Linked DNA regions of Mus musculus: region 2 is linked to region 1. The links are chromatin loops, found by intact Hi-C in ENCODE. Cell type or tissue: left cerebral cortex. All regions are shown on one strand. Each heading gives the region's core, and the rest is flanking DNA. Links, peaks and the distances in the headings are about the cores only. Region 1 has its middle 92 kb from the start of Gm31729. Region 2 overlaps Gm13264 (a long non-coding RNA gene).

Region 1 (16,641 bases), core at 2,831-10,830:
TCACTGATATATTTTAAGTGAATGTGTCACTGGGCAAGGGGTTTTATCTTGTTAGTCAGTACCAGAGTTATATGTAAAAGGGCTGAGTAGAACTATGCCTGAAATTTTTGGGTTTCATTTCTGATAGCTTTTTCAAGTTCATTTGAGAATGTAATTGTTGTTACAAATCATCAGCAAACACAATGAAAACCAGCTAGACATGTTTCCCCGGGAAGACGAACACTGAAACATTATGCATATACAACACTTACGGCCAGTTTTGCCAAGAAGACACTGAGGCCTGTGTGGCTAGTGGAAGACAGAGGCAATGCAAATAGCCCATGTTTTTAAAAGAGAAGACAGGAAACAACTTAAAAGGGAGACACATTTGTTCTCCGCTTCTTCATTCTAATCCCAAGCAGAAAGCATTTCTCCCGACATGAACAGGAGGGAATGTAGGCAATTAGAGAGTGTGGAATTTAGCCTTTGATTTATTTCCCCTTTGATCTCTGATCATCATGGCCCACAGCAGGTATGAATTGTATTAACTTCATTTGCCATTAGTTCGAGAAGTCATACATTTCCTCAAAATAAACTCATTTTAAAAACCGAACGAATGTTTCCAGACTTAAAAATGCAAATATGTCATGGCTTGGCTGTATTCAGCAAATTCCTAGAATCAATCAACCAAGAACAGAGCAATTCCTGTTACTGGGGAGGAAAGTGAAAGCCTGCAAAGGGAAATCAGGACGAAGAAGCAAATGTCAGAGAGGGCTCAAAGCATCCACTCACCTCTCGCTTTGTAGGGCTGCGGTGTCTTAATGAGGCGGGTGCATAAACATAGATAATACTTCACCTAATAGAACTCTAGTTTTCCTTGATATGAGACAAAACATCAGAACCTCCTGAAACTCATCTCAATTCTCTGATGGTTCTGGATCTGAGTAAGTCATGATGATAATAACTTACATGTCATAATCCTTTCCACCTCACAAGATGCTCTTATGCACTTCATCATATTTCATGTACACACATATACACAATCCCCTAAAACATTAGGGCATGTGCATAATTAATTCCATTTTATAGATTAAAAAATAAGGTCAGGGAAATACCTCAGTCAGTAGAATACTTGCCTTGCAAGCATAAAGATGGGAATTCTATCTTGCTTTGGCAAGCGTTGTGCCAATCTTAGATCAACCATATAATTTCTTATAGCATGACCTATCAGAGAACCTTTGCTGACTCAGAAGAGAGGACAACTATGGTGTCTTGATCTTTAAGAACGGACTCAAGACCTGGTACTGAAACTAGCTTTACCAGCTCAGCATTAGTGTGGGACCAGGAACTGGGAAAGCACAAGTTCTAATGGCTACCCTGACATTTTCTAATTGTGTGAACATGGGCAATACATGTTAGCTCCCTGAGTGTAAGTTTTACAGCTATGAAATAGAGATCCCAGGGCCAACTAAATAGAGTAAATACAACTAAAGCCAGTGTAGGTGTTAAATATACAATGACTGACCATCAGGCATTAGGAGTGCTTCATCTACTGAGATGGGTCAAAGTCTTACTAATTTCCAGGGGCCATTGGCCAGTGCTTGGATATAAAGTGCAATTGTGTAATGTGACTCAGTCCTTGTTGACTGTAGGTTTATAGTGGATGCTCCAGGCAGAAGAGAAAGAACATTTCTGTTCCTGCAGAATGTGTGTAGTATCTGCTTTCAAAGAGTCACAACCGTCTTGATGACACAGAGAAGGTTAGCAGGTCTCAAATGAAAGACGTGAAGTCAGTCAGTCCTGAAGCAAACAACTGAGAGGCAAAAGCTGGGGTACTAAGTCAAAGGTCTCTGCAGAAGATAGGGTGTGAAAAGGCAGAGCAAAGCTTTAGCGGAGATTAGGAGATTATCATCTGACAGCTATCTTATGAGAGACCCACATACTGCAAAGGAAGCTCCTCCCACTCGCTCGACTCCTCCCACCACAGATCATGTAATGGATAGCATGGGATCTGTCAATTCGTCCTAGCTTTAGAGGTGACATAATCTAATGCAAGTGTGTATGATGGGCTTGCCATTACTATCTAAACTGCCTTCCCCACCAACAGGATTGCATTTAAGGGGTGATTAAAATGGGATGGGGTATGCAGTGCTTGTCTGAATGTAATCTAACTGCACTATTCATTTAGTGGAGCCTAATTACCAACTCTATAATTACACTACTCAAGAAAATTGTTTTAGTGATGGTTTTATTAGACTAACTTGAGACAATTTCTGTGCCAACATGAGCAGAACAAATGGAATTTAATTTCAAAACAGGAGCAGAAGAAGGCTATCCAGGAGAAGAAAACCTCACAGGCTGCAGGATAGAGTTCAGAATTGCAGGGGAGCAGAGGGTACCTGGGAAGGGGAAGGCTCACACTGGGTGGGGGAAAGCTGGGCATCAAAACTTACTCATTTGGGTTCCCCTGGAGAGAACAGACAGGGCAAGTTTCTAGATGCCAACTCTCAGACTCCATGGACCTGAAGTGATTTTTTTTTCTTGCATCTTGTATAGGAAACTCTATTTCTCAGGTACTCCCCAGATTAGCCACAGGGCCACAACACTGGAATTTGTTTGAAGTGCGAAAGCTCATACTCTCTTTGCTAGAGTCTGCCACCTTAAACCATTCCCCAGTAAGCACTTGGCTGTCCCAGTTTGAGGAGGCAAGTTTGTAGGTAGAGCACACAGGTGGCCAGATTGTAGTTGCTGGTTGAAGTTATAATATCTGCGCTTACCTACAAAATACATTCAATAAAAATTAAAAAAACCATGTGAACATAGTAATATAAAGGAAAAAAATACCTCCATCCCGACTATCTTGGGAGGGTTATCTACTTAGTGACTTCTTTCCTAGGCTATAGGTAGGAAACTTGAGCCCTCAGCAAGACTGTTACTTCCAATTGTGGTTACCTTCCAGACTCTTTCCTAGGGCTTTTTGGGAATTATGGATCTATTCTCTCTTCCCCCTCCCTGCCTCTCTCTCTCACACACATGTGTGTGTATTCATGTATATGTATGCACATGTGTTTCATGTATGCACATATAGAGATCAGAATCCAGAGCCAGGCAGCTTCCGCAATAACTTGCTACCTTATTATTTTTTTAATGGAGGAGCTTTATATTTTTTAGGACTTTATTTTTATTTTATGTGTATTGGTGTTTTGCCTGCATGTATGTCTGTGTGAGGGTTTCAGATCTCCTGAAACTGGAGTGACAGCAGTCGTGAGCTGCCGTGTGGGTACTGGGAATTGAACTCATGAGCATCCATTCATCTCATTAAATAACCGCACAGTTAGTTCTTTACCAGGCAATTCTATTGCATCATTGGAAGTAGCAAGACTAATGTGAATGAAATGATGATGAACCTTGGAGCTAGACCCTAATGGGTTAACTTCTGCCTTTATCTCTAAGCTACGGATGTAGTATAAATGATTATAGCCCCCTTTGGGGTCATATTCATCTCATTTACAAAATTGCATTAATAAGGTCTCCCTCCCCTAATTAACGATTACATGGTATAAGAGATATTGCAGCGCCAACACAAGTGAGAGAAACTGGAGGGGGAAAAAGATACTGATATGATCCACTGCTGCTTTTCCAGATACGCATACTGATCTTGTGTTTGCCACTCGTCTGCTGGCTGAAACAGCAGCTTCCTTCTTTCTCTTTCTCTTTCTTTCTTTCCTTCTTTCCTTCTTCCTTCCTTCCTTCCTTCCTTTCTTTCTTTCTTTCTTTCTTTCTTTCTCTCTCTCTCTTTCTTTCTTTCTCTCTCTCTCTCCTCTCTCTCCTTCCTTCCTTCCTTCCTTCCTTCCTTCCTTCCTTCCTTCCTTCCTTCCTTCCTTCCTTTTCATAATTTTTATTCACTTTACATCTCAGTTGTAGCCCCCTCCTCTCCTCTTAGTCCTGCCCTGCCCTTACAGATCCCTTGCCTGACCCCTTACCCCCATCTCCTCTTCAGAGAAGGGAAAGCCTGGCCTTGGGTACCACCCCACCCTAGGTCATCTAGCCCCAGCAGGCAGCTTGGTTCTCATAAGAACCAAAAATCATCTTTGAGGACTGTCTTTAAAAGCACATCGGACTTCATTTGGAGAAATTGAGCTTGGGTTCAGTTCCGTGAAACACAAAAACATCAGGAAAGAAACTGCAGCCCTCTTAAGACAATATTCATCATTGACAAGCCCCCAGCTCAGAGGCTGATGCCTAGCATCCTGCTTGGTGACAGAGGCCAGTGAATGGTGCTCACTCAGGTTACAAAAAATGATGCTCTTATTAAATTTCATCACACATGTTCGCGGAGGCTGGAGGAAGGCAGCATCACCTGCCAGTGGCAGGGATCTTGCAAACAAATTAGTTATGAGACCTTAAGCATCTGGTCTGGGAATTCTCGCACTCATTTCCTCCGCGGGTTTTCGTAACATCTTACAACAAATACTGCCATCCCAAACCAGGAATGGAGCTGATACAGGAAAGAAAGCCAGTTCACCGGCACCCTCCCTTTGGTATTCGAGACGCATTTGTTTCATCTACTGTGACATTCATTAAACGCCTGGAACAAGAAAACAAAAAGAAACAGACCTCTGTCAGGAGCTCAGCTGAGCTGCAGAGAGTGAGCTGCCAAATGCGGAGGAGTTCATTACATCTAAGCTGGAATGAAAGAGCTAAGCCTTTAACCACTTACTGGGCAGGTCCAAGAAAGGGGTTCAAGTTGGGGAAGGCTGGTGCTTTGTTGCATTCTGCTGTTTTAAGAAATCACCTTGGAGTCAAGGGGATCAGGGCCAGAGAGGGAGTGTTCTCACTGTTGTGGCTGTCTCAATAAAAGGTGTTTGAACGGATCTTGAGGCTGGGGGTGGGGATGGGGCTGTGAACAGGAGGGCTGCTAGGAAAGTACTGAGTCAAAACATGGGGTGAGGTGATGAGAGGGGGTGTCTGTGGCCCCCAACTCCTGGTCCTTTTCAGAAGCAAACGAGGCAGGGGATCTGCAAAGACCTTGATTGGAGGTCCAGGATGGAGGACACTGGGTGAGAAATAGGGAATTGTATAAAGGTGTGGCCCTCAGAGAGGCCAGTGTCCTTGCACTTTAGACTTTAGGGACTACTGGTGTGCTTCTTACGTACCAAGCCTGGTGTGAAAAGCACCTCTCTCCTCCATTCCTGAAGCTATGAGGACAGACTTAGACATTTTCTATAGTACTTAAGATTTTGACCTGGAAGAACCTCAACCTTATTTCTAGCTGTGTGATTGCGATCAGACTACTGAAGTCCTCCAGTGCACCAGTTCCCTCATCCTGTAAATTATGCAGAATCGCTCTTTCCGGACTACTGCAATTACTAAATTAACACGTGCAAAGTGCTTTTGTAAGTTTTCCTACAGAATGTTAATGAGTTTGGCAGAAGTAGTAACTCTCTTTATAGTGTTACGATATTAATGGGTACATTTTTCTTTCTTCTAGATCTCCTATATCTCTACTTTATTTCTTCTTTTGCCAGTAAAGGCAGGCTTTTATTAGGAGTTAGGAAACACACACACATACTCACACCACACACACCATACACATAACACATACACATCATACACATACACAAACACACACATACATCACACACACACAAATAAACACACAGTCACACCACACACACCATACATAAACCATATATACATCACACACACTTCACACACTCACACCACACACACCATACATAAACCATATATACATCACACACACTTCACACACATCACACACACACTACACACACACATATCACACACATAAAGTCACACAGAGACAGAGAGACAAAGACAGACAGAGAGGGAACAAGCATGCAGAGAAAAATACTCTTCACAAATCAGAGTGGAAGCAAATCCAGGGCTGGGGCTTTTCAAGTCTTTGAAGGATCTTCCTCCCCTAATTTAGGGTTTCTCAGTTTGAAGATCAGAACAGCTGATTGGCCACAATTGTTGTACAAACACATCCTGATCCAACCTTGATTGACCTACAATCATTACATCCTGATGCAGCCTTGAACTTGTTGACTTTGTCCACCAGAGGGAGAAAAAGCCCACAAGGCCTTTGTTTTAAGCTGCTAAGCTTTTGTTTCAGGTCAGGAAAAAGCCCCCAGCTAAGAAGTTTGCCAGCTTCATTACCTAGTCATGTCCCCCACCCTGACCCTTTCTGTCTTTCTATCCTGGAATCTGTGGACATTGTTGGACAATCACACAAAAATGACCTAAGGGGATCAGATTTTGATGTTTGGTTGTAATCTCAAGAAGTGAAATTTGGATTTCATTCTTTCTTAATTTTAGTGAATAAACAGATTTTATTTGTTCATTTCCTTTAAAAAGATTATTTTATTATTTTTTAATTATGTGGGTGTAGGGTGAAGTATGCATGTGAGTGTGAATGTGGGTACCTGAGAGATCTGAGGAGGCTGTTGGATGTCCTGGAGTTGGAGTTACAGCCAGCTGTGAGCTGCCCAAAGTGGGTACTAGGATCTGCACTCAAGTCTTTTACAGGAACATCATGTCGGTGTCCTCTTACCTCATATCTCCAACCCCCTCCCCATTTTCTTATGGTTTAGTTTTTTTTTTCTTTTTTTCTTTTTTTCCATTTTTTATTAGGTTTTTAGCTCATTTACATTTCCAATGCTATACCAAAAGTCCCCCATACCCACCCACCCCCACTCCCCTACCCACCCACTCCCACTTTTTGGCCCTGGCGTTCCCCTGTACTGGGGCATATAAAGTTTGCAAGTCCAATGGGCCTCTCTTTCCAGTGATGGCCGACTAGGCCATCTTTTGATACATATGCAGCTAGAGTCAAGAGCTCCGGGGTACTGGTTAGTTCACAATGTTGTTCCACCTATAGGGTTGCAGTTCCCTTTAGCTCCTTGGGTACTTTCTCTAGCTCCTCCATTGGGAGCCCTGTGATCCATCCAATAGCTGACTGTGAGCATCCACTTCTGTGTTTGCTAGGCCCCGGCATAGTCTCACAAGAGACAGCTACATCTGGGTCCTTTCGATAAAATCTTGCTAGTGTATGCAATGATGTCAGCGTTTGGATGCTGATTATGGGGTGGATCCCCAGATATGGCAGTCTCTAGATGGTCCATCCTTTCGTCTCAGCTCCAAACTTTGTCTCTGTAACTCCTTCCAAGGGTGTTTTGTTCCCACTTCTAAGGAGGGGCATAGTGTCCACACTTCAGTCTTCATTTTTCTTGAGTTTCATGTGTTTAGCAAATTGTATCTTATATCTTGGGTATCCTAGGTTTTGGGCTAATATCCACTTATCAGTGAGTGCATATTGTGTGAGTTCCTTTGTGAATGTATTACCTCACTCAGGATGATGCCCTCCAGGTCCATCCATTCGGCTAGGAATTTCATAAATTCATTCTTTTTAATAGCTGAGTAGTACTCCATTGTGTAGATGTACCACATTTTCTGTATCCATTCCTCTGTTGAGGGGCATCTGGGTTCTTTCCAGCTTCTGGCTATTATAAATAAGGCTGCTATGAACATAGTGGAGCGGTTTAGTTTTTTCTCTATTAACTTTGTTCTTACTCCTTCCAGTCTTGAAGTTTTGACTTTTTTTTTCCAGCTTCTAGAATCTGGAATATTTTGTAATCAAAAGCAATGATTTTGGATAGTTTGATGTGTGATGCTCTTGAAAAAAATAGCAAAACATAACAAAAACAAAACCCAATGGGTTTGTACTTTGGTTTGAGTAAAGCCAAAATAATCATGAAAACGAAGTAAGACTACATTTATTTATCAATCATTATTTCAATATTTAATTATTTTATAGCATGTAAAGAGTCTAAAACAACACTGTCCTTGAACAAAAGAAATATGGATATTTTTGTCCAGGGAGTTCATGCATATTCATATAGGAAAGCACTTTGAGGGCAGGCTAAGTATACTTAGTTGCTGAGGTCCATTGCTGAACATGGGTTAACTTAAGGTCATAATGGAAGACATATTCCTGGACATCTGAGTTTGAGGTCATGGAGTCCATGTTCAAGAAGGGGTTAAAATGATGGGGGTGAACTGGGCATATTGAACTTGCATTGCAAAGAGGATGGACGTGTCTATTTCTCAGTATGCTTAGACTCAAAGTTTGAGCTGCAACCTTCTGAAAGTATGCTAATGTGGGAGTTTGCCCACAAGTGTCTCTCTTACATAACTACTAACAATCCCACCACAAAAGTCTACCTGCTCCTGTAGAAATGGACTGGCCGTCCATTAAATACCCCATGCTCAACTATGCTAGGTCTTGGGGGAAAACATAAATATTCATTCATTTGCCGAAGTCACCTGAGATATTTCTTCTGTGCTTTTGCATATTTATCTGGGACCAAGCATAATAGTTTAGTTGTTATATATTCTGAGTGAAAACCTAGAACCCCCTTCTTTTTTAGAAGAATTCAGATAATATTTTGAAATTTATATTGAAGATTCTTTACCTGATTTGAACCCTGTCATATTACCCTTTGAATATCTCAGAAAGACAAATGCTTTCAAAATCATCTGAGTTTTGAGTGTTGTGATTCTTTGCTATCTTTTGTATTTTGAAGTGAAGCCTTATTTTCCTTAAGTGACCATTGCCAGGGGCATAGAGTGAAGTCATAGTATTGAGAAAGGAAGAGACTCAGTCTGGCTGCCACGTTGTCCCCAGAGCCTTTCACATGCGTCTATAGTTACAAACAGCTGTGTAAGTTGTAGGTCTTAGTGCAATTTGCTTTTGAGAAACTAGGAAGGGCTTCAAGATGAGAACAGCAGAGGAACAAGCCAAACACATGTCCCTGCTCTGCTCACTGGCTAAGCTGCACACCCGAGAACCTGCCTCTGCCTGAGTTCTTTCGCATTCCTAGGTTTCAGGTTCATTTATCTGCAGACTATGGGTGGGAATTTCTTTGAGCCTTCCAGTGGCCTAGGTGGTCAGTGGGCTGAGAAGTGTGATCCACCCCTAATTGCAGTGACACTGTCACCAAGCAACACAGCAATATCACTTTGCGTTATTGTTTTCTTTCAAGTTCATCACCTTGGAAACAACACTCACATATAGGATTAGGGAACAAGCCCTTTTGAGCAGTCAGTACTTTACTGATCTGATTTTTTTTTTTCTGCCGCTTTCCATGTACTGTCACATTCTAAGAGATCATGATCACCTGAGTGTGATTTCTCTCATTTTAAGTCCCATCTGGGAAGAAAAGAAAGACATTTATAAAATAGACATCGGACTATTACTATCCAACAGATACAAATCATACTTGATATTTCCAATGTAATGCCAGAGACTAGAGTAATTATCAAAAATGTAGCAGACAGAACTGTGGTCATGTGGACTGCATAAGAATTCTTAGAGGGCAATGAACATCAAATAGAGGAAACAGGAGGCAGTGCATAATCAATTGTTTGGTCTGGCATTATGAAGCACAACACTAGGAAATTCCTAGTAGACAGAGCTTATGGTGAAATGGGAGAGCAATCTGGAGTTGTGAGACTATTCACAAAGGAGAGAAGTTTGGAGCGCCTCTGGAAGATGTCAAGAAAGGAAAGAAAGATGCACCAACTAATACTGAGACATTTTGAGAGTTAGTTTAAGCTCCAGTGTAGTGTGGCACCACATTCTAGTTTTATGGATTGGTCTTAATGAAATGATTAGTTAGCGGTGGAGGGAGCTAAGAATGGAACCCAAGGGGTGATGTTGACTTTGGAAGGTTTTCCTGTAGAGATTAAAAAGTTCTCAGCCATTCAATAGGAAGGTTCTTAAGCTTCCTAGTGGTGAGATATTTTTAAACAGTTCTTCATGTTGTGGTGACTCCAAACCATAAACCTATTTTTTTTGCTATTGTTATGAATTGTAATACAAATATCTGATATATAGGATATTCGATATGCAACCCCCAAATGGGGTTGAGAACCGCTGCAAGTTCCCTCTTCAATTCTGGAACTTTTTTTCAGTTCTGGAATGCAGAGCTTTATACTGTATTCATATTTTAATGGAGAACATTCATCAATTATAGAATAAAGTGGTAATGGTGGCACTGAGCTAGAAGGATAAAACAGGAATCGCTTTAGAGGAAAAGGACAACCAAATGAGAGAAGCCAATGGGATGCTATCACATGGTAGCACATCAGACCGGGAAATATTGTAAAAAGAGATTAGGTGGAGACAGCACTGTAGTTCATATATGCATAGCTCAACATAGTAAAGTTTATCACCTTATTTTTTTAACTCTCTGGGAAAGTTATAGGTCACCCAGAGGAGGAGAAAATGGTGTGAGCTCTGTTACATATGTGGGGAGTTGAGTCTATAGTAGTTTTGCAAGTATTAGATATTGATGAATGGAAGTGAGCCTTGAACTCCTCCAATCAGACTTTATCAGGGACCTATATACAGGACTGAGCCTTCATGAACAAGACTAGCAAATGCACACGGTTGCTTGTGATGTCTGTGCCTATTTTCTTCCTTGGCAATACAAAAGTTAAACCAGAAAACCAATTCTCACTATGCAGACAGCTATGTCTTTTGTTATAGGCTTCAAATCAGCTGTCTGCTGAAGCCTGGAGAGATGTGTTCAGTTACTTGCTGACCCCTGCTTCCCTTCAATATTTTTCCCTTCTTTATAGGAAAGTACCTAGAAATTTGCTATTCTGAAAACAAACTTAATTATTGGGTAATTTTGAGTTAGGTTAAGTTGGGGATACTTTTTGTTAAAAATGAAAGTGTATTTTATCTATCTATCTATCTATCTATCTATCTATCTATCTATTTTTGAGATAGGGTTTTGCAATATAGTTCTGGGTAACCCAGAAATTGCTAGGTAGACCAGGCTGACCTCGAACCCACAGTGGTTTGGCTTGGCTGGAATTCAAGAAATGAACCACATGTCCAGCTTTTGTTAGTTTATTTTGCTTTTGCTAATTTTTAGTAATAACAGAAGTAATTTCCTTCTGCTGGGCTGAAGGAAAGAGGTGGGACTTCCAGGTTCCCCGCAGGCAGGTTAAGAGGTGCAGGAAGGAAAGAGTTCGCCATGCTTTGCAGGGAGAAAAGTCTCCAGTCATGTGAGATCTAGGGTGGAATGGCCATCGTCACTTCTCTGACTGGGCCTCGGGTAGCAACTAAAGCTGAGGGCAGATTTAGGGAGATCAGATAAGAGTTTTGGGGTGGGCATACTAACAGAGATTAGAAGCACCCAGCAATTGAGCCAATTAGGCAGGTTGAAATTAAGTGTGTGTGTGTGTGTGTGTGTGTGTGTGTGTGTGTGTGTTTCATCTATGGATCAGAGGGAACCTAGGCTGGGCAGGTATCGCAGTCCGCCTTAACGAGGGTAGCAAAAACTACATGCTGTATTTGTCAAGCGCTCAATATAAACAAAATTAACTTTCCACTGAGAATCAACTTTCAGAAGGCTTAGATTACTGCGTATGTCATGTGGCACTTCTGTCATCTGTGGGATCTGTGGACACGCGTTTTCGATTCAGGGCACCCAGTTTGGAAGCTCAGTTTGTCACCTGCATTGCCTTCACTTCAGGTCAGTGTTGTGTTCAGCCCACTGTCGTGGAATAGGGAGAGCTCGTATGTGGCCATAACTCCCAAGGGTTTTGATCCTTTACTGTTTACCAGAACGAAATGCTGAGTTAGTTAAGATTGGAAAAATTATTCAGTCAGAGCCCGAGCTGCCTGACAGGTCTCACTACTGGGCAGGGAACACCTCCTAGGGAGGTGTGGTTATTTGAAACAGGATTCACAAAGCATAGAAAATCGACATTAACTAGGCCAGCTCCTTGTGGACAGTGCAGAATTGTGTTGCCATGTTCCTCCTCAGCTCTAGATTTGGCTCGAGTTTAAAATGCTTAAGGGATAGTGAAATGCATTTGTCAACACTGAGTTGCTGATTTCTAAGTGCCGCTGAGCAGCAGGGGTGGCTTGACCTGCCCACCTGCCCAGCAGTGGACCAAAGATCAAAACTGTAAATATTCAGGGAACTGATCCCTGGCAAAACAGCTCATGTGGAGAAGAAAGATGTGGAGGAGAATTAGACAGCAAATGCACACTAATACCGCTTAATGGATTCTTTAAGTTTCACTAGGCAGGGGTATCTGTGGCAAAGACCTAATCATGAATACTTACAGCATTTGCTTATAAGCTGCTATTGTGTTTTATTATTATTATTATTATTATTATTATTATTTCAGTAGCATATAATTGGTTTTCAGGACGGATTAGCTTGTGTGTGTATTCATGGGCCTGAATGTGGGGACACATGTATCAGTCTAAATATGCAGAGCTCAGAAGATGACCTTGGGTGTGGGTCTTTGCCTCCCCCCTTGATTGAGGCAGGGTCTCACCAATGTCCTTTCTGTTCAATACACGCGGCTAGCTAACCTTCGGACTCCTGAGGACTCTTCTTGTCTCCACCTCCCATCTCCTTGTAGGAAGGAGGACATTACAGATGCTTACCCTCTGGGCCCAGTGTTTTTGAGGGTTCAAAGACACACACACACACACACACACACACACACACACACACACACATGCATATATAGGAGGGATGGAGGAAAGAGAAGGAAGGAATGTTGCAATTATAATATCAAAAAGTTAAAGCATGCAACTCCGGCTGCAGTTACTGGGCCTGCTAACCAACCTCCCAGCCTGGCTTGTTGCCTTGCTTTTCCATCCTAAGCTTTCCATTTTATCCTATGACCCAATTGTTTCTTGACTAAGTCATTTTCAATGTTCTAATTTGTAATCACCTGGCAATAAACACCATTGTTGCCATTTGTTTGCAAGCCCTGAATTTTAAAGCATTATGTCTGAGCTCATCACATTTGAAAAAAAAATATGTATATGTACACACACACACACACATTGTGTGTAAGGAAAAGACGAATTCCAAGTAGATACAGAGATGAGTATTTATAATCTGTCATTCACTTCATTTCTAATCTTTTTAATTTATTTCAGTACCCAGTAATTAAGACCAAATTGTTTTGACTTGATTATTTTGAATTAATTGATGATCTAATTGAATTGTCTCACAATAATGATATCCTTTCTAAAATCATTAGGGTTTGTAGTTTACACATATCCTTTTGGTGATGAACTTCCTTCCTAGCTCAAGTCACCCTTTTCTGGTCCTTGGGACATCTAGGTGACTATGTTTGAGTCACACTTGCATCTCTCACCTTTTGGAAGATGTCAACTACTTGGCATGTCATCAGCTTTCCAATTCCAACTTGGCAAAAAACATTCTTCCATACCATTACACTGAAGAAAGAACAAACAGAAGCCCTGCTTTCCTTAGGGTTTTATTGCTGTGAAGAAACATCATGATCAAGGCAGCTCTCTAATAAAGGAAAACATTTAGTTAGAGCTGGGTTACCGTTTCAGAGGTTTAGTCTATTATCATCATGGCAGGGAGCATGGCAGCATGCAGACAGGCATAGTGCTAGAGAAGGAGCTGAGAGTTTTACATCTTCATCTGAAGGCATCAGAAGGAGACCGTTTGCTGCCCTAGGTGTAGCTTAACCATAGGAGACCTCAAAGCTGACCCCAACAGTGGGACAGTTTCTCCAGCAAGACTGCACCCCCTAATAGTGACAGTTCCTATGGGTCAGACATTCAAGCATATGAATCTGAGGGTGTTTCCTATTCAAATCACCACAAAGCCCACACAAAAACAACACTGTAGGTTTGTCAATAGTGCATTTTAGACAATTTTGCAATGGTAATTATTTTAACTCCCCCTAGTTGCATGTGATGTTTTGACTTCAGTAGCCACTCCTTGCTCATGCATCAGCTTGCCATACAATGGTATTCACTGGTTCATTGTTCACTTGCTCTACTGATGCTGACTAAGCACATACTGTGAGTGATGTGTGTAGGTGATAGACAAACATGCATGTTTGGGTCTAAGGAAACAGATCAATGACATGGCATGCTTCCTTCCCAAGACCTGACTTTGACTTTCTTCACCTGTGTAACATCTGGGTTTGATGGCACATATCCATGTCTAAGTGCTGTCAGGAGGGGATAGAAGTAGAGGCAGAGACAAGAGAATTTCCGGGACTCACTGGTCAGTGACTCTAGCCTAATTAGTGTGCATGGCCTCTGTACCCTTCACATGCACACATACATCATCACAGATATACTCTATACAAACACACACAAACAAAATTAGAACAAACAAAATCCAAGTAAATTGTTATTCCTGTTCCCAGGTTACACGTTGGCTAGGAGGGAAAACAACCTTGTTATCTAAGACCCATGCCATACATTTTGTAACTTCCAGATAATTGTCCAACACAATTCTTCATGGTTACAGCCACTATGGCAGGGAGGGTCTCATGGAAGACCCATCTATGGGAAGCAAAGCACATTTTTAAAAATGCTCATTCAGCCACTTAGCCAGCTCCTTAAAGTCTCTAAGACCCAGCCACACACTACATACCTGCCACTCCTTAGGGAAGAGCCTTGCATGAGTGTCACATCTGAGACACCTGAATGAAAGTAGCGTTTCCAGGATCACCCAAGATGTTGTATTGTTCCTGAACATCTCTTTAATCTGCATCTATTTGAAGGAGTCAACTTTATTAACATTTGTGTCTTTTAACTTTTGTTTCTTTTTATTTTGATAAGATTTTTTTGTTCTTCCCTCCTTCCTTTGTTCCTTCCTTTCTTCCTCCCTCACTCCCTCCTTTCTTGATGATCAAACCCACGTCTTTGAAAGTGTCTGATACCTGCTCCCCCATACAGTCATAGCCCTAGCCTCATTTTTGTGTATTTTAGTAGTCATTTTTTCTTTAGTATAAGAACACATTCTCTGTTCTTTATCATAAACACTTTTTTGTTTCATCTTTCTTTTCTTTTTTTTAAAGACGTATTTATTATTATATCTTAAGTACACTGTAGCTGTCTTCAGACACACAAGAAAGGGCATCAGATCTCATAACAGATGGTTGTGAGCCACCATGTCATTGCTGGGATTCGAACTCAGGACCTCCAGAAGAGCAGTCAGTGCTCTTAACTGCTGAGCCATCTCTCCAGCGCCCCTTGTTTCATTTTTTTATTTTTTTATTACATATTTTCCTCAATTATATTTCCAATGCTATCCCAAAAGTCCCCCATACCCTGCCCCTCCCCCCTACTTCACTACCCACTCATTCCCATTTTTTTTTTTTTTGGCCCTGGCGTTCCCCTGTACTGGGGCATATACAGTTTGCGTGTCCAATGGGCCTCTCTTTCCAATGATGGGCGACTAGGCCATCTTTTGATACATATGCAGCTAGAGTCAAGAGCTCCAGGGTACTGGTTAGTTCATAATGTTGTTCCACAAATAGGGTTGCAGATCCCTTTAGCTCCTTGGGTACTTTCTCTAGACCCTCCATTGGGAGCCCTGTGATCCATCCAACAGCTGACTGTGAGCATCCACTTCTGTGTTTGCTAGGCCCCGGCATAGTCTCACAAGAGACAATTACATCTGGGTCCTTTCGATAAAATCTTGCTAGTGTATGCATTGGTGTCAGCATTTGGAAGCTGATTATGGGGTGGATCCCTGGATATGGCAGTCTCTACATGGTCCATCCTTTCGTCTCAGCTCCAAACTTTGTCTCTGTAACTCCTTCCATGGGTGTTTTGTTCCCACTTCTAAGGAGGGGCATAGTGTCCACACTTCAGTCTTCATTCTTCTTGAGTTTCATGTGTTTAGCAAATTGTATCTTATATCTTGGGTATCCTAGGTTTTGGCTAATATCCACTTATCAGTGAGTACATATTGTGTGAGTTCCTTTGTGAATGTGTTACCTCACTCAGGATGATGCCCTCCAGGTCCATCCATTTGCCTAGGAATTTCATAAAATCATTCTTTTTAATAGCTGAGAAGTACTCCATTGTGTAAATGTACCACATTTTCTGTATCCATTCCTCTGTTGAGGGGCATCTGGGATCTTTCCAGCTTCTGGCTATTATAAATAAGGCTACTATGAACGTAGTGCAGCATGTGTCCTTCTTACCGGTTGGGACATCTTCTGGATATATGCCCAGTAGAGGTATTGCTGGATCCTCCAGTAGTACTATGTCCAATTTTCTGAGGAACCGCCAGACTGATTTCCAGAGTGGTTGTACAAGCCTGCAATCCCACCAACAATGGAGGAGTGTTCCTCTTTCTCCACATCCTCGCCAGCATCTGCTGTCACCTGAATTTTTGATCTTAGCCATTCTGACTGGTGTGAGGTGGAATCTCAGGGTTGTTTTGATTTGCATTTCCCTGATGATTAAGGATGTTGAACATTTTTTCAGGTGCTTCTCTGCCATTCGGTATTCCTCAGGTGAGAATTCTTTGTTCAGTTCTAGCCCCATTTTTTAATGGGTTTATTTGATTTTCTGAAGTCCACCTTCTTGAGTTCTTTATATATGTTGGATATTAGTCCCCTATCTGATTTAGGAAAGGTAAAGATCCTTTCCCAATTGTTGGTGGTCTTTTTGTCTTATTGACGGTGTCTTTTGCCTTGCAGAAGCTTTGCAGTTTCATGAGGTCCCATTTGTAAATTCTCAATCTTACAGCACAAGCCATTGCTGTTCTATTCAGGAATTTTTCCCCTGTGCCCATATCTTCAAGGCTT
Region 2 (16,641 bases), core at 5,067-13,066, 140 kb before region 1:
ATGAGCTGAGGTTGCCCACTTACTGGTTGATAAACTTCCCTCTTTCCTTCTCTGTAATGGATCTTTCACAAGTACCATGGTATTATTTAAATTCTAAGTGTATAGTTTCTAACATTCATAGAAATTCACTGCAGTATCTTAAAAATCCATTTAAGGAACAGATTTTAAAACACTTGATCAGTAATCAGTGAGAAGGCTGTTCTCTTTCCAATATTAAAGAAGAAAATTTAAAGTGAAATAATTACATTGATCAAGTTAATGGGAAAAGAATAAAACAATCCAAAATATTAGAAGCAACCAAAACTAATAACCCCAATATTGAAATCAAAATGGGAACTCTGGTTTTTCTGCCTGCTCGATGGCATTCTACAGGAAAATAATATTTAATGAAGCTTTGGAAAACCTTTTCTCGGTTTCCTCTCTATTTACCAAAGTGATCCATATAAAAAAAGAGTGGTTTATCTCTTATTTTCTGTACTGCCTCCATCTCTTGATGTAAACAGACTGTGATTTCTCTGACTTGAAATAGAATAAAACTGTGGCAGGTAAGCAAATATATAAGGTTTTCAACTATAAAGAGAAATCAACAAGGGAAAACATTGAGTTAAATTGGGGGCCATAGAACAGATTAATGCAAAACATACATTCACACACAAAACAATACGGTGGATTTTTTTCTTTTTGGTCTGTGTACAGTGCACATGTGTGCTGGGTGAGATGCAAATAGGGGCCAAGCAAATAAGGATAAAAGGAAGACAGGGTATTTGTTACTCTCCTTGCTGCAGAGACACAATACCGAACAGAAGCAACATAAGGGGAGAGATACTTATTTGTCTCAGAGATAACCGTCCATCACGGTATGGAAAGCCTAGTGGCTAGAGTGGTCTGGTCTGTGACAGCAGCAGCTTTCAAGCGTGCTTTCATCTTGATGGACAGGTCATAGAGATCTGCGGTGAGATCCCAGAATGTGTAGACCTTCAAAGGCCATCCTTATGCCCTAGTTCTATTACCTAGGACATGTTCTCAGAGGGTCCACAAACTCCCGAAACAGTGCCATTGGCTGTTTTGTTCGTGTGTTCAGATCCGTGAGCCAGTGGGGGATATTTCTGAGTCAACAGAAAGAGATTACATACAGCAATTTGGGTGATCACTGTTTTATGAGCTAGGGAAGTGTTCAGTGGTTAGAACCCAAAGCTACAATGATCATTTAGGGTGAACAGTGTCGCTGTATGTAGCATACAGTCATTGATATTATAATTGCCAATTAGTATTAGAATGAGTGACATGGAAAGGATTGTCGTGCACTGATGAGCAACTACAATGCATGTTTCCAGAGCATCCTAGACTGTCAGTCAGACTGGCAGTGGGCGGAGTCAGCCCACTGTCTCACAGAGTCCAGGCTGTTTGACCAGCAGTGTAAAAAGCTCATCCATGTTATTCTCAAAGCTATAATATTACGCTCTCATGCCCCAAACTGTAGGAAAAGGAGAGATTGTTTTGTCTATCCTGTAGCAGTCAGCAAACCTAGAAGGAAAGAGGTGCTCGAAGAAATTTCCAGTAGCAAATTAGGTGGTAGCTAAAGTCTTTGCAGAGACTCTCAGGCTCATCTGATAGTTTTGAAGGCTGTTAAAATCAGGTCAGCATTTGCACCCTAGCTTGGTAGTAAGTTGAACTCCCTTGCTGTCTAAATAGATGTTTGGGGGGCAAATGTCCAAGGAATGTGTGGACACTCATTACATTCTGAAAATAGACATTTTATGGTCCCTTGGGGGCAGAGTTATAGTGAGGTAAAGGTGCAGAAAGCTACTCCAGAGAAAAGCATTTAACATTGCCTGGGTAGCCCCAAGTGTAAGACCCTTGTGCCTGGCTGGTCAGACTGGCTGCTTCCTTTCACTGTTTACCCTCTAAATTAGTTAATTCATCATTCCAAATTTCATAGATCACTTGTGGGGAATTGCTAGCTGAAGGAGAAAAAAATGTATCACTAAAATAAACATTTAAGTTAACAAATGTATAGATTCTTGAACCTATTTTTCTTGTTGTGATCAATACTTAAGTCTAGATTTATACTTGACACATAGCTGAAGACATAAAATCTTTAAATTCTTCCACCTCACAAAAGAATATTTTGGACTGTTAGAAATGGTCTATGGTTGGTTTGGGGCATTGGGCTAAAATTTATCCAATGAGACATTTGAGAGTTCTACATTTCACTGGATCTAAGTTTGTATGATAAAATATAGCACTGACCATATTTCCTGAAAGAATCTGCTACATGTTAAAGGTGAAAATTAAAGGATGTGGGGATTGGTGAAGCTCAGCAGAAGAACCTGTGATCTGTACAAGGCTCTGGGTTACATCCCCAGCATTGCAGACTACACAGTGGGAACTGAGATTGCTGAGTAAGACCCTCGGTGTCACATTGTATCTTTGTGTTGGAGCCATGATAAAATGGAGGCTCTGGAATTCTTTTTCAACACTGGGTACCCCAAAGCACATTATTGAGTTTGTTTTCCATAATCCTGGACATTATTGCATCAAGTAGCTAACAAATAAGCCATTGCCAATTCTTTATAAACATAATTTACTATATTTATATACTTTGATGCTTGTTTTGTGTATGGCATGTGTGTGTGTGTGTGTGTGTGTGTGTGTGTGTGTGTGTGTGTGTGTGTGTGCATGTGGAGGCCAGAGGGCAACCTGCAGGAGTCATTCTTCTTTGTCTATGATGTTGGTCCCAGGGATCATTCTCAAGTCACTAGGCTAGGTGGCAGTGCTTGTCTTGATGTCACTTCGCCATCATCTCTGATTGTCATCTGGTGTGATTTTGTTGCTGATGGATGTATAAGAACAGGAGCAGGGGATGTGGCCAGCATCCATGGATCCATCTAAGGGCGATCGTCCTGTGGAAAAGTCCAATCAGCATGTGTGAATGATGAATATTGGTTGAGAAACACCTTCTCATTTTTGCATTTTTACTTATTTTAATGATACTGTGCATTTCTGTGTTTACCTTTTAATAGTGCCTTCTCTACACAGCCTTATTCAAAATATTTGTTCTTTTGCTCTTTTTTGTCAAACTAATAGATCCTCATTAAGATAGCAGGTGACAGTGGTTTTGAATAAAAATATACCTATGGACACAGTGTCTGTGGTGCAGGTTGCAAGTTAAGAAAATCTTTGGGGCCAGGCGGTGGTGGCCCATGCCTTTAATCCCAGCACTTGGGAGGCAGAGGCAGGTAGATTTCTGAGTTCAAGGCCAGCCTGGTCTACAGAGTGAGTTCCAGGACAGCCAGGGCTACACAGAGAAACCCTGTCTCAAAAACCTTAAAAAAAAAAAAAAAAAGAAAAAAGAAAAAAGAAAGAAAATCTTTGGAGAAATGAGCAAGTAAGACTATGACTAATATTTTCATTTTTAATTAGGTTGGAAACAGATGGTGAATGTTGAGCCTGGTGGTTCATGCCTGCAATCCCAGCTCTTGGGAGGTTGAGGCAGGATGATGGCTATGGGTTCAAGGCCAGCTGAGTTACATCAAAAGACGATCCCAAAAAGTAAAACAAACAAACATGAGCAAATAAAAGCATAGTTAGTCATTTTTTAAAACCAGTGATATGAATATTATGAATCTATAATATGTTGTTTAGCATTCTAAAAGTATGGTTTTGTATCTAAACAATTATTTGAGAAAGAGATGAGCTTGAGTTCAACTAATTAGTTTAAAAAATTTTAAATGTCCTACATCTTGATAATAATTGCATATTACCCAAAATGTCTGATCGTGCTAACTAGGAGGGTAATTAGCATAACACGTAAGTGGGAAAATTGATCTGTCACAGTTTAAGCTCTTAACTTTAAGGAGGATCAACTGAGAAAGCAAATAGTAATAAGTCCTTCTGTGTTTGCTTATACCCTCGTGAGACAACATACACAGTTGACAAAATCCTTCACAACCACCCTTACTTGAAAGTAGCCCGATGCTCATTCACGTCCAGGGTTGACTTGTACAAAGATGAAACCTGCTCCCACCTGGCTCATGAGTCCCTTCCTTCCGTGGGATATTGATTTGAAATTTGGCTACTCAGTTGGGATCTTCCTCGTGCCTGAAGCTGAAAGATTAAACAATGTGTGAGAGGCAGTGTTAGCCATGTTTCCTGTCAGGTGGTGATATAGAACATGATCAGATATGCAGATCCATCTGAGAGGAGGCAGAGAAAGCAAGCCTCCTCATTCCTGTTCCAAGCTCTAGTTTATTTTATGATTTCAGATGAGATAGGACCTCACTAGGTTGCCCATGCTGTACTCAAACTCTCAAGAATTCTCCTGCTTCAGCATCACAAGGATGCAGGTCTCATCCAGCTTCCCCCACATCATTACACTTCCATCACATCACAGCTTCCAGTGTTCTTTATGTTGTAACAGCAATTGCATTCCCAGGATTCTGAAACACATATTGCTAACCTCATTTATGCTCTGTTCCCTACAGTCATCTTGAGGGCCTATTGTTATAAAAGAATGTTATTTATATTGTTAAAAACGTGTGTGTGTGAGTTTGGATCTATTTTAACATATCTGAAATACGTGCTCCACTGGGGTGACGTGAAGACCTGCCTGGCTTGTTCAGTAGGTGATGAATGTCCGTTCCTGCAAATGCGATGTTGCCTTATCTTTGACAGCCCAGCGAACAGTTGGTTCGTTAGCGGCACTTCTGAGGGCTTGGTTCTGGGAGCCGGGGCAGAGGACAAAGGCGGGTAAAACAGCTTTCGTGTGGTTTAGGGATTTTGTTGCTGATGTTATTTTTAAAGTAAGAGCTGATGAAGTTCACACCTGCCACTGAGGGGAGGGGATGCTCATAAGGTAAGTTCCAGAAACTCCCATTCTGTCCCCCACCCCACCCCACCACAGACATCCTTTTCAGCTTCTTCATCTATGCAGGAGGTCAACAATGACTACTTGCCGGCTTACTTTGTCTTCTGCTGTTTTGAAAACAAACAAAAAACAAACAAACACCACCACCCCCAAATAAATGCAACTCTTGCAAGAGTCTTACATGAATGTTGCTGTTTTCCAGGCTTGTTTAATGCAGGATGATTTCCGTATTTTGCATACTCAGATGAGGCACTGCAATAACTAGAACACAAGAGTGTCTCACTGACTGTGACACCAGAGACCTGAAGAACTGTCACCCATTGTCAGTCAACCCTTCCGAAAGGTCAGTTGCAATTTCCCTCATGCATGGGTCACACGTGCCTGATGAAAACCAACTGAAAGCCAACCTCTCCTGTGGCTATAGAGTCTAAAAAAGCTCTGAAGTCTCTAAACATGTGAATGGACCTATGGAAGCAAATTTCTATCTTTGAGTGGATAGACCACTTCCCATGCATGGGCCCTGTACATCCAAGGTAGATGAGCCCAGTGCAAATGGAGAGATGCCTTGCTCATTGGAGGCCACCAGAGAACCATTTAGGAAACTGCAGCACAGTTTACTAATCAGGACGACCCTGGCAGTTCATGAATGGGGAGTCTGTTTATTATGGGCTCTCCCTTAGAATCTTTCTTTGCTTTTTTCATTCATCAACTGGCCCTTCCACTGGAGTAGTTCGGAAGTCTGAGATAGAAAAACTACCTGTGGTACCCATTCGTCATTGCTGCCTCAAGTCACTTTTGTGTCTTGAGTTCATATTCCAAACTGTTCATATTCTGCCCTGGAATGTTTTGTTATTTATATACGTGTGACCTTGTAAAGTGTATGGTGTTTTCTGCCTACTGTTGAGATGACGCTATGTTTATTTACCATCAGTAATTCACCTGTTATTTTATTTTTTTATCCTAGTATTCCTAAGACTGAGGGTGTTGCAGGAGTTTGATCTGTCAAACACTGTTTTGGCAAAACCACGCTTCTAGTTTGGTGCCTTAGTCTGGTCAGAGCTGAGATGCACTTTTAGCGGGGGCGGGGGGTGGGGGGGTGGGGGAGTGGGGAGGACAGTCAGTTTTCGAGTTGGAGGGTCATAACGCCCCCTTCTGGTCTGGTGTGATTTTAAAATATCCTGCCTTAAAAAAAATGTTACTTAGTCTACATTAAACTTAACATTTAGTTACCAGCCCACAGTCTTTGAATGATAGTTTATGATCTTGTCAGAGCCCAAACCTCTCATGTGAAATGAGGTTGCCCAGTCCAACATTATGATGACAGAAAGGCTCTCTGTCTTTCTCTGTGTCTGTCTGTCTCTCTGTGTAATTATTATTTTTAATTTAAAAATTTTAAGTAGAGTCTCATGTAGTCTCAAAGTTGGTATACAGTTGAGGACGCACTTGAACTTCTGCTTCTGCCTCCTAACTGCAGACTGCAGGTGCTTCTGCCTCCTAACTGCAGACTGCAGGTGCTTCTGCCTCCTAACTGCAGACTGCAGGTGCTTCTGCCTCCTAACTGCAGACTGCAGGTGCTTCCTCCTCCTAACTGCAGACTGCACGTGCTTCCGCCTCCTAACTGCACACTGCAGGTGCTTCTGCCTCCTAACTGCAGACTGCAGGTGCTTCCGCCTCCTAACTGCACACTGCAGGTGCTTCCGCCTCCTAACTGCAGACTGCAGGTGCTTCCGCCTCCTAACTGCAGACTGCAGGTGCTTCTGCCTCCTAACTGCAGACTGCAGGTGCTTCTGCCTCCTAACTGCAGACTGCAGGTGCTTCTGCCTCCTAACTGCAGACTGCAGGTGCTTCTGCCTCCTAACTGCAGACTGCAGGTGGAACCACTGTGCCCAGCTTATATGCTCCTAAGGATTTACCTAGTTGAGGGCCTCGTGCATTTTAGGCTGAGCTGCATCATCAGCGTTCCATAGCTGTGTTAGCCAAGATTATAGCCCAATGCCACAGGTGGCTATTGAGCACTTGAAATATGCTGTAAGCCACTGCGAAGCTGAAGTTTGTTTGTTTGTTGTGATAAGACCTCACTTTGTAGTTCAGGCTAGCCTGGAACTCACTATGTTGCTCAGGTTGGGCCCAAAACAAGTAGCTCCAGATTCCTGAGTGCTAGGGTTATAGGCATGACCGACTCCAGAGTTTAGTTTAATTTTGATCAGTTTAAAATTAGGCAACTGTATGTGGTGAAGGGCTACCATATTAGATGATACAGTTTAACCAAGGACTTAACTCCAAAATTGATTGCATTCTTTGAAAGTCCTGCCATTTGAAGAAAGTTACCAATCTTTCCGACCAAGAGGGAGAAAGAACAGTTGAACCAGGCTAGGGTGAATATGTCCGTTCATCTCCCTGCTGGAAGCACTCTTTTCTTTAGAGAGACAATGACACCTTGGTGACACACGCAGCTTATAGACATTTTCTGTTTCATGGTATTCTTCTGCTGTGCACACTTTAAGTAATAGAGCTGGATCTAAGCTTTTCAGGTGGAGCAACCTGCAGAGCTGTGTTAGCAGTAATTGGGTGAGGCATTTAGAGACAGTAAGGGAAATGGAAAAACAAAAGTAATTTGGCATTTGATTTGGGACAGCCGCGCGTGCGTGCGTGTGTGTGTGTGTGTGTGTGTGTGTGTGTGTGTGTGTGTGATTTTTCTCAAAAGAAAACCACCATTCAACAGCAGCAACAGTAACAATAACAACAAAGAAGCCCCCAATAATCTAATGTATCAATGCATCCTTTTTAAATATAAAAAAATTAATTTTTAAAGTAAATATGATGTGTATGTAACACCTGTTTCTCAGGAGGCTAAAAGTGGGAAGTTTTAAAGGATTAATTATTTTTAAATTTGTACGTGTGCAGCTGTGTGCACGTGAGTGCAGGCGTCTGCAGAGCTGACCAAAGCCGAAGTTACAGGTGGCTGTGAACCACGTGAGTACTGGAAATCAAACTTGGGTCCGGTGTAAGAGCCATATATACCCTAGTCACTGAGACACCTCTCCCTCACCTAAAATTGGTGACTTTAATGTTTTAAAGAAAAGTCACTCATCCAAGTTTCTCTTCAAGATGAAGGTACTTTTGAAGTGCTGAATGATAAACACCATAAATAATATTATAAATAAAAAGCAATATAACTAATGTGAAGGCCTATCAGAGACAGACCAAGGAGAAATTGGTAGATCCACCTGCATTTCTGATACAGAGACTGTCACTCTGATAAAAATAAGAGCCCATCAGAACCCAGTTCTCCCTTTCAGAGCCAAGTTCTCCCCATCAGAGTCCAGTGCTCCCCATCAGAGCCCAGTGCTCCCCATCAGAGCCCAGTGCTCCCCATCAGAGCCCAGTTCTCCCCATCAGAGCCCAGTTCTCCCCATCAGAGCCCAGTGCTCCCCATCAGAGCCCAGTTCTCCCCATCAGAGCCCAGTTCTCCCCATCAGAGCCCGGTGCTCCCCATCAGAGCCCGGTGCTCCCCATCAGAGCCCAGTGCTCCCCATCAGAGCCCAGTGCTCCCATCAGAGCCCAGTGCTCCCCATCAGAGCCCAGTGCTCCCCATCAGAGCCCAGTGCTCCCTATCAGAGCCCAGTGCTCCCCATCAGAGCCCAGTGCTCCCCATCAGAGCCCAGTGCTTCCCATCAGAGCCCAGTGCTCCCTATCAGAGCCCAGTGCTCTCCATCAGAGCCCAGTGCTCCCTATCAGAGCTCACTATTCTCTATCAGCTCTATCAGTGCCCAGTATTCCCTATAAGAGCCTATCAGAGCCCAGTATTTCCTCAGGTTTCCTTAGGGAGTTGTCAGTAACTCAATAAAAGCCATTACTTAGGACTGGAAACCGATTTGAGGCAGTTTGTATGGAAGGCAGGAGACAAAGAAGGCTTATTGCATTGCGTTGTATTGATTTAATTTTATTCCATTACATACTGAAATGGTTGGTTTTAAGGAAACAGTCACATTCTTTTCTCTTTTACTGAGTGTTTCGTGTGAGCCAAGATTCTCTGGAACAGATCAAATTTTAGAATTCAGACTTCTTCTCTCAGAGTGGCATGATCCCTCCATGAATAAAAGGAAAGAAATTAGACCGAAGCCAAGGTACCCGTTTCCTCCTAGGGCGTCGTTGCTAGTCTCTGACACAAGAGGGCAGCAGAAATTAATTCAAGATTCCTGCCTTGTGTTACTAGGGCCATCCGCACATAGCCTTAAGGCAAAGCGCAAAAACACAATAATAGTTTAACACTCTCATTATGAAGCCATTTACTCTTATTATATCAATGGTGAGAAAACTCAATATACACGTTTATGAAGCCATGGGGAGAGGACAGAAATCAAGATACATGAACGCAGAGCCCCACAAATCACACAACTCGAAAACACGCTATTTGATACTTTAGAATGGGAAATCAAGTGATTTTGGAATCAACCAGGCTCAAGCTGATGTTCATGGGGTAACCTTGGCTATGCCGCTTAACCTCAGCTGAATTGGAATTGTATGTTTGTCTGTACCCCAGAATCTTTGCAAGACTCACCCAAGTTAACACGTGCGAGATCATTTATCTCCGGCTCTGACTTCCATGTCCCCTTATTTTCTAAATGGAGATATCCCAAGAGATGTGGAGAATGGTCAATTCTCTCCTCGAAACTGCGTTATCAGGGAAGATAAATCAGTACAAAAGAGATCGGGGATGGGTGGGTGGTTGGCACATCCTCCTGGAGAGATGCACCATTGGTCTCCTGAAAGGCTGTCACTGGAGTGCTTCTTGAGTGTTGCTCCATTGTGCCCCCAGCGCGGTTTGCACCTCTGAAGAGCTTGGTCCCAGGCTATGTTCTGTTTTCTAATTTTTGTTTTGTTTTGTTCTTTTTTTATTCATTTTCACCAGAAATCATTTACTCTCCTAAAATTGCTTCCCTTGCCCCATGAAGTGGGAGATCTGTCACAGTCATCTGGCCCTTCTTCGAGTTTTGTGTCTTGTGGGGTTCCTGTGTTCATGTGTAGTATGAAGAGGGGCTCCTGCGTTCATGTGTATGTTAGTGTACATCACAAGGAGTCTGCTTTTCTCCTCTTACTCTGACCAGGGAGAGTTTGCCTCAAGAACGCCAACTGATAAACCTCCAGGTGACAGACTGCTTCCTTCACCGTATGGCATCTTTGTTGAAGATCAGCTGACGAGAGCCATAGGAATTTATTTCTGTGCTTTTTATGCTCTTCCACTGTTGTATGTGCCCATTTTTATGCCGGTGACATACTGTTGTTGACAATGTAGCTTTGTAATGTTTTTGTAATGTACGTTAAAATTAGGAAGTGTGGCGCTTCTTGGTCTCGTGTATCTCAAGCTACCCTGAAGGTAGCTTTGCAGTGACAGTTGAGCTTGAACTTCCCGTGGCTCTTCCTCCAGGGTGCTGGGGATGACAGACTGGTGCCACTAGCCACATACCTGCTTTATGAGGTACTGGGCTTTGAGCATGCTAGGCAAACAGTAACAAATGACCTACATTCACAGCCCCTAGTTAGTTCTTCTTGAGCAAGACTTCTTTGTCTATTTGGGGTCTTCTGTAGGTCCATATTTTAGAATTTTAGAGTCAATCTCTTTTTGTCTGTAAACATATAATTGGTAATTTTGTTAGAAATTGTATTAAATTTGTAGGACTTTGAGGATAGCACGGACATCTAAACAATATTAATTATTCTAATCTTTAATGGCATGATATATCTGTCTTCTGTGATTTCCTTTATCAACATTTTACAATATTCAAGTCTATGAGTCTTCTACCTTTCTGGTTAAGTTTTTCCTAGTCTTTGTTGATACTGGAATTGCATTTTAAAATGTTCCCTTTCAGTATTTTATTATTTATGTGGAGAGATGAAACTATTTTGCATGATATATATATATTTTTTTTACTATAACTTACTAAATGTAGTAGTTCTAAGTTTCTTGGCTGAATCTCTAGAATTTTCTATGTGCATGATTCTGTCATCAGAAACAGTTGTACCTTTTTCTCTGAATTGGGTGTTTTAAATTTATTTGTTTATTTATTTTTCTTGTTTAGTTGTTCTTGCCAGGCCTTCTGGTATTATGTGGAAGAAAAATGGTTAGAATGGGAATGTGTGTATTCTGAGGGGTTTTGTGTTGACTATAATGTTATCTCTGTGTTATTCCACACAGTCTATATGGAGTTAAGAGCCTTCTCTGCCTATGTTGTTAAGAGTTTTATTTATTTATTTAAAGATTTATTTAAAGATTTATTATTATATGTAAGTACACTGTAGCTATCTTCAGACACACCAGAAGAGGGAGTCAGATCTCATTATGGATGGTTGTGAGCCACCATGTGGTTGCTGGGATTTGAACTCAGGACCTTGGGAAGAGCAGTCAACGCTCTTATCTGCTGAGCCATCTCGCCAGCCCCTTGTTAAGAGTTAATCATGAAAGGCGATTGAGCTTTATCAAAGTTTTCTGTAGATTTACTGAAATGTTAGTGTTATTTTTTCTTTCATTTAAAATACCCAAGATATAAGTTACAATTTGCAAAACACATGAAACTCAAGAAGAACGAAGACCAAAGTGTGGACACTGCGCCTTCTTAGAATTGGGAACAAAACGCTCATGGAAGGAGTTACAGAGACAAAGTGTAGAGCTGAGACAAAAGCATGGACCATCTAGAGATTGCCATATCCAGGGATCCATCCCATAATCAGCCTCCAAACGCTGACACCATTGCATACACTAGCAAGATTTTGCTGAAAGGACCTTGATATAGCTGTCTCTTGTGAGACTACGCCAGGGCCTAGCAAACACATAAGTGGATGCTCACAGTCACTATTGGATGGATCACTGGGCCCCCAATGGAGGAGCTAGAAAAAGTACCCAAGGAGCTAAAGGGATCTGCAACCCTATAGGTGGAACAACATTATGAACTAACCAGTATCCCGAAGCTCTTGACTCTAGCTGCATATGTATCAAAAGATGGCCTAGTCGGCCATCACTGGAAAGAGAGGCCCATTGGACTTGCAAACTTTATTTGTCCTAGTATAGGGGAACGCCAGGGCCAAAAAGTGGGAGTGGGTGGGTAGGGGAGTTGTGGGGGGGAGGGTATGAGGGACTTTTGGGATAGCATTGGAAATGTAAATGAGGAAAATAACTAATAAAAAAATAATGCTAATGACCAAAAAAAATTATGTTCTATCCTGTTGCCTGAGAAAGGTTTGGGACATTTTTATTTTCCAGGAGTAAACCCTACGTTGTCATAGTACACAGATCTTCCAATATTCTACTGAACTTGGCTTGCTGCTATTTTATGGAGGAGGTTTGCATTTTGGGAATATTAGTTTGTGGTTTTCTTGTGATATCTTTAGCTTTGGTATCACAGAGCTACAGTCTCATAGAATGAATTTTGGAAGGTTTTTGTCTTATTTCTTAGAAGTGCTTAAAATGAATTAGTTCTGATTCTTTTAATGCTACACAGAATTCATTTGGAAAGCAATCTGGTCCTGGCTTTCTCTTTGCCTACTTATTATTGGTCTAACTAGTTTTAATAATTTTTGCATTTCCAGGAACCTACTCATTTTTTCCTGATTACTCTATTTGTTGGCATCATAATGATCCTTTGTAATCTTTATTTCTGAGTCATCTCTTGTCATATTTTCTTTTTAATTTCTGACTTTCTTTACTTGAATATATCCTCTCTCTTTTTATCTAGCCAAGTGTTTGTTAATCTATGGGTTTTTTCAAAAACAAACAAAACAAAACAAAACAAAACAAAACAAACCCCAGCCTCTCTTTGCTATATTTTCTGTGTTTAAATTCAAGATTTGGTTCAATAGCTCTAATCTTTATCACTTCCTTTTTTTCCTGTTATCTGAGAGCTTACCTTTTTTTCCTACTGTTTATCCTTCCTTAAGATAAGTTAGATTATTTAAGATTTTTTGATTTTTTTTCACAATATCATTAGATAATATATTACATAAATACACATATACATATATATGTATATATATATGTATATGTATAATTATGTTCTTCTTCATCCCCTTTCCCACTTCGTTGAACCCTGACCTGAGCTGGAATTGAGGCACTTGCTCCCTACTGGTTAGCTTTCACAGTGTCAGAAAGCAATATGCAAGTTGGCTACTGAGAGGAAATCGTTATCACCAGTCTTACTCCTCACAGCTACAATATCAGTAAAAACCAGGTAGACGTGCGCACTGGTAATAGTGGGCATAGCTATTATGGGGATAGCCACTGCTTTTTTTTTTTAATTGTATTTTAGGCCAGCTCTACAGAAGGAATTCACTCCTGCTACTGTAAACCTAGTCAAAGCGTATGGTTTGGAAGGCCATAGGCTGGATAGGGAAACCAACTACTGTTGGATTTCTATATGATAGTATGTCCAACTGTCTTCAAAATATTTATATTATACCCATAGAGTAGTGCATCGTTCAGAGAAATGTCTTCTTGAGGTAATCACTAGTTACTGCAGAGATCCTAGGGTAAATGACTGCTGAGAACTCAGCCCTCAATAAAATGACAAGATCACCACTTCAGGGCTCAGGGAACGTTGCAGAAGAGAAGGCAGAAGGAAAGAAGGAATGTAAGAGCTGTATGAGAGGAAGGAGATGCACTGGAGAACGGCCTTCAGGATATGAAATGGCTATTGTGTACAAGAACTTATAGCAGCTGTGGTTACCTGCATAAAAATGTAACCATTGACATTCCATCATGGAGGGGAGAAGGGCTCCAAAGTCCTACCTTACCCTGGAGGGCTAAAGGTAGTGATGGTGAAGGTTGCTAGTAGGAGGGGAATTATACTCCTCAATGGTAGACACTGGGAAGTTGCCCTTAGGCAAGTAAATAGCTCCCACCCACACCCATGCAGACAGCCTTGGTTAAATACAGTGGAGCACAATCAGGTAAATGCAAATGGTGTGAAAATGTGAGGGCATAGGAATTGTTAGCATTCTTTATATAGTTATTGATTTCAACTTCCATTTTTAAAAGTTTCCTTTGTTCTATATGATTTGGTAATGTGCATTTTCATTTTTGTTTGTTAAAGTAATTTTAAAATGTCTGAGTTCATATTTGATCCAATGATTGTTTGCAAGTGCGTATTTGTGACTTTGGGGTTTTTGTTGTTCTTTTTTTCTTCCTTCCTTCCTTCCTTCCTTCCTTCCTTCCTTCCTTCCTTCCTTTCTTTCTTTCTTTCTTTCTCTCTCTCTCTCTCTCTCTCTCTCTTCCTTCCTTCCTTCCTTCCTTCCTTCCTTCCTTCCTTCCTTCCTTCCTTTCTTCCTTCCTTTCTTCCTCCCTTCTTCTTCTTCTTCTTCTTCTTCTTCTTCTTCTTCTTCTTCTTCTTCTTCTTCTTCTTCTTCTTCTTCTTCTTCTTCTTCTTCTTTTTCTTCTTCTTCTTCTTCCTTCCCTCCTTCCTTCCTTCCTTTTTCTTCCTTCCTTCCTTCCTCCCTCCCTCCCTCCCTCCCTCCCTCCCTCCCTCCCTCCCTCCCTCCCTCTCTCTCTCTCTTTCTTTCTTTCTTTCTTTCTTTCTTTCTTTCTAAACCTAAAGTCTGTCAGGTCTAGTATAAGTGAGCCAATCCTGATCTTTTATGGTTATTAATTGATGATTTCTACTTGTATAGAACATTCTTTTTTTATTCTTTCAATTTTAACTTTTCTGTGTTCTTAAACGTATAGTGTCTTATAGACTGTGTATAAGTAAGTGTATGTGTGTGTATGTGTGTGTGACTATTAACTCAGTCTACAGTTTTACATTGATGATTTTAGACTAGTTGCCCTTGAATTAATCTTTTTTCCTCCTGGGATTTTAGAAACGAGTTCCCTGTAGCCCAGGCTGGCTCTGTAGCCCAGGCTGTACTTGCTCTGTGGCTAAGGATGACTTTGAACTCCAGATCCCTCTGCTTGAGCCTCTAAGCACTAAGGTTACTGCATACGTCGCCATTTCAAGCTCCATTGTTGTTAAATTGATATTTTCTTTATAACTCAACTATAACAAGAAGAGATTAGGTTTTCATCTTCATCAATAGCTGTTTACATACTGTCTGGGTAGAGGAGCTATGTGTCTTTTAAAAATATAAGCTGTGATTTACATCCAAAGAAGGGAATTGGGGAAACGTGGGCTACTGAATCAGTGCTGCTTTGTATAAAAGAAAGAAACTTACAGTAGCTGCGGCTTAACTCAACTCTAAACCCATTTCACGGTTAAACAAACAAACAACCCGGGACAGTCTAACACAGATTTTAAACAAGAACAACTTCATGTTCCAAATGAAACATTCTGAGGCCTTCTAAATTTACTTACTCTATTTCCTCTTTTGTAGAAAATTCTTAGTGAACTATGTAGTAAAAATGATCTGAGGGCAGAGAAGCCTCCGGAGGAATGTTTAAAATATTAGAAATAGAAATTATTTAAAACTACATTATACCATTTTCAAGCAAAGCTTTGAATATTGCCTTTCTAACTATCAAAAAGAGATCATAAACAGTTTCCTGTATATAGCTATATAAATGTTTTGTTCATTGTTTATAATTGAAATAAACTACATTGATTTCTTTAAAATAGAACAAGCACCACCCTTTATCATTTGCCTTACTTTTCATATCTAGTTGTAAAAAAAAATCCCATTTTCACCTTCAAATGTTTTCATATTTTTCAGTTTTTTTTTTTTTTTTCTGGGCCTATCCACAGTTGACCATCCCTTAGCTGAGAGCGATATCTAACTAGTGAGTCACGTTTTAGGATCCCGAATCTCCACAATTTCCTCATGTTTTATCAACTTAGATCATGAAAACATTTCAATCAAACTACCCTAGTCTCTGAAAAAAATCTTTATGGCCACCTCTGTTGCAGCACTCTCATTTGTTTTAGGGAGCCTTGCACAGGTTAGGAGGTGGAGCCTCTTAGGGGAAGTGAGTCACCTGGGGCACCTTTGATGGCTATGCCTGGTCCTGGGCCCCTCCGCTGTCTGCTGTGAGGTGAAGGACCTTCTTCTCCATGTGCTCCTTCAGTCAAGGTGCTCTTCCTACACCAGACATTCTACCTGCTGAGCAGAAAGCCAACTAACATATTCTCCAATGTGTCTGTGAGTAGAGTGTAAGAATGCCGTGTTTCCCTTAAGCTCCTGACAGAGTGTTAGAGGGTGACAGATAAAACAGAAGATACAGTAGCATACAGGGTCTCATACTATAATGCTTCAAATGTTCACAGTATAAGAGAAAATCACTTCTTATGTCAGGATCCAGGAAAATGTCAACTCAATTGGAAACAGATGACCACTAGACACCAATATTAAAAGGACATAGGTGGGCTGGGCATGTAACTAAGTTTTTAGATGCTTGCTTAGCATTCCCAAAGCCCTGGGTCCAACCCCAGCACTAGATAAACAAGGCATGGCAGTCTACAGTCCTGCCTGCAGTCGTAGAGGCAGAAGGATTCTTTATGTGTCATAAAGACATGAGACATAAAGAGGTCAAGGGCTGCCTGGGCTTCATGAGACCGCAATCTCAAAAGCAGCAACAACAAAAGAACGATGTTAGAAATATCCAATGAGACTCTTATAGCTAACATCACAAGGAATTTGAAGGCAACTATGAACAGACATGAAACAAACCAAAATTGAAGTTAGAAAAGAAATAGAAGGAGAAGCACAGGGAGACTTTCTTCAAGTAATAAAGGACAATGAATACATGAGTTTAGCAGGCTTGTAAGACACATGACAGACCAAACACATTTCTACAC

Evidence for each region. A loop is a pair of places that touch in the nucleus more often than their neighbours do. Peaks named below come from ENCODE experiments on the same cell type or tissue, not always from the same donor. Only the 100,000 strongest peaks of a DNase experiment are listed, where the experiment ranks them.
Region 2: a loop joins it to region 1, with 3 times the contacts of the local background. A loop is called at or near these places in 2 of 42 quality-filtered maps.

Annotation. Positions count from the first base shown.
Region 1 is chr2:10,909,578-10,926,218 of GRCm38, reverse strand. No RefSeq gene overlaps it. Among named protein-coding and RNA genes, the nearest start is that of Gm31729, 92 kb to the right of the region's middle. In left cerebral cortex, for the core only: a CTCF peak has its summit at 6,062 (motif pointing right); DNase peaks (open chromatin) are centred at 4,599 and 5,246; H3K4me3 peaks cover 372 bases.
Region 2 is chr2:11,052,275-11,068,915 of GRCm38, reverse strand. Gm13264 (a long non-coding RNA gene) reads right to left here. Exons shown (of 4, transcript XR_374005.3): 4 at 8,787-10,494. Among named protein-coding and RNA genes, the nearest start is that of Gm13264, 24 kb to the right of the region's middle. In left cerebral cortex, for the core only: CTCF peaks have their summits at 8,828 and 9,033 (motif pointing right); a DNase peak (open chromatin) is centred at 9,036.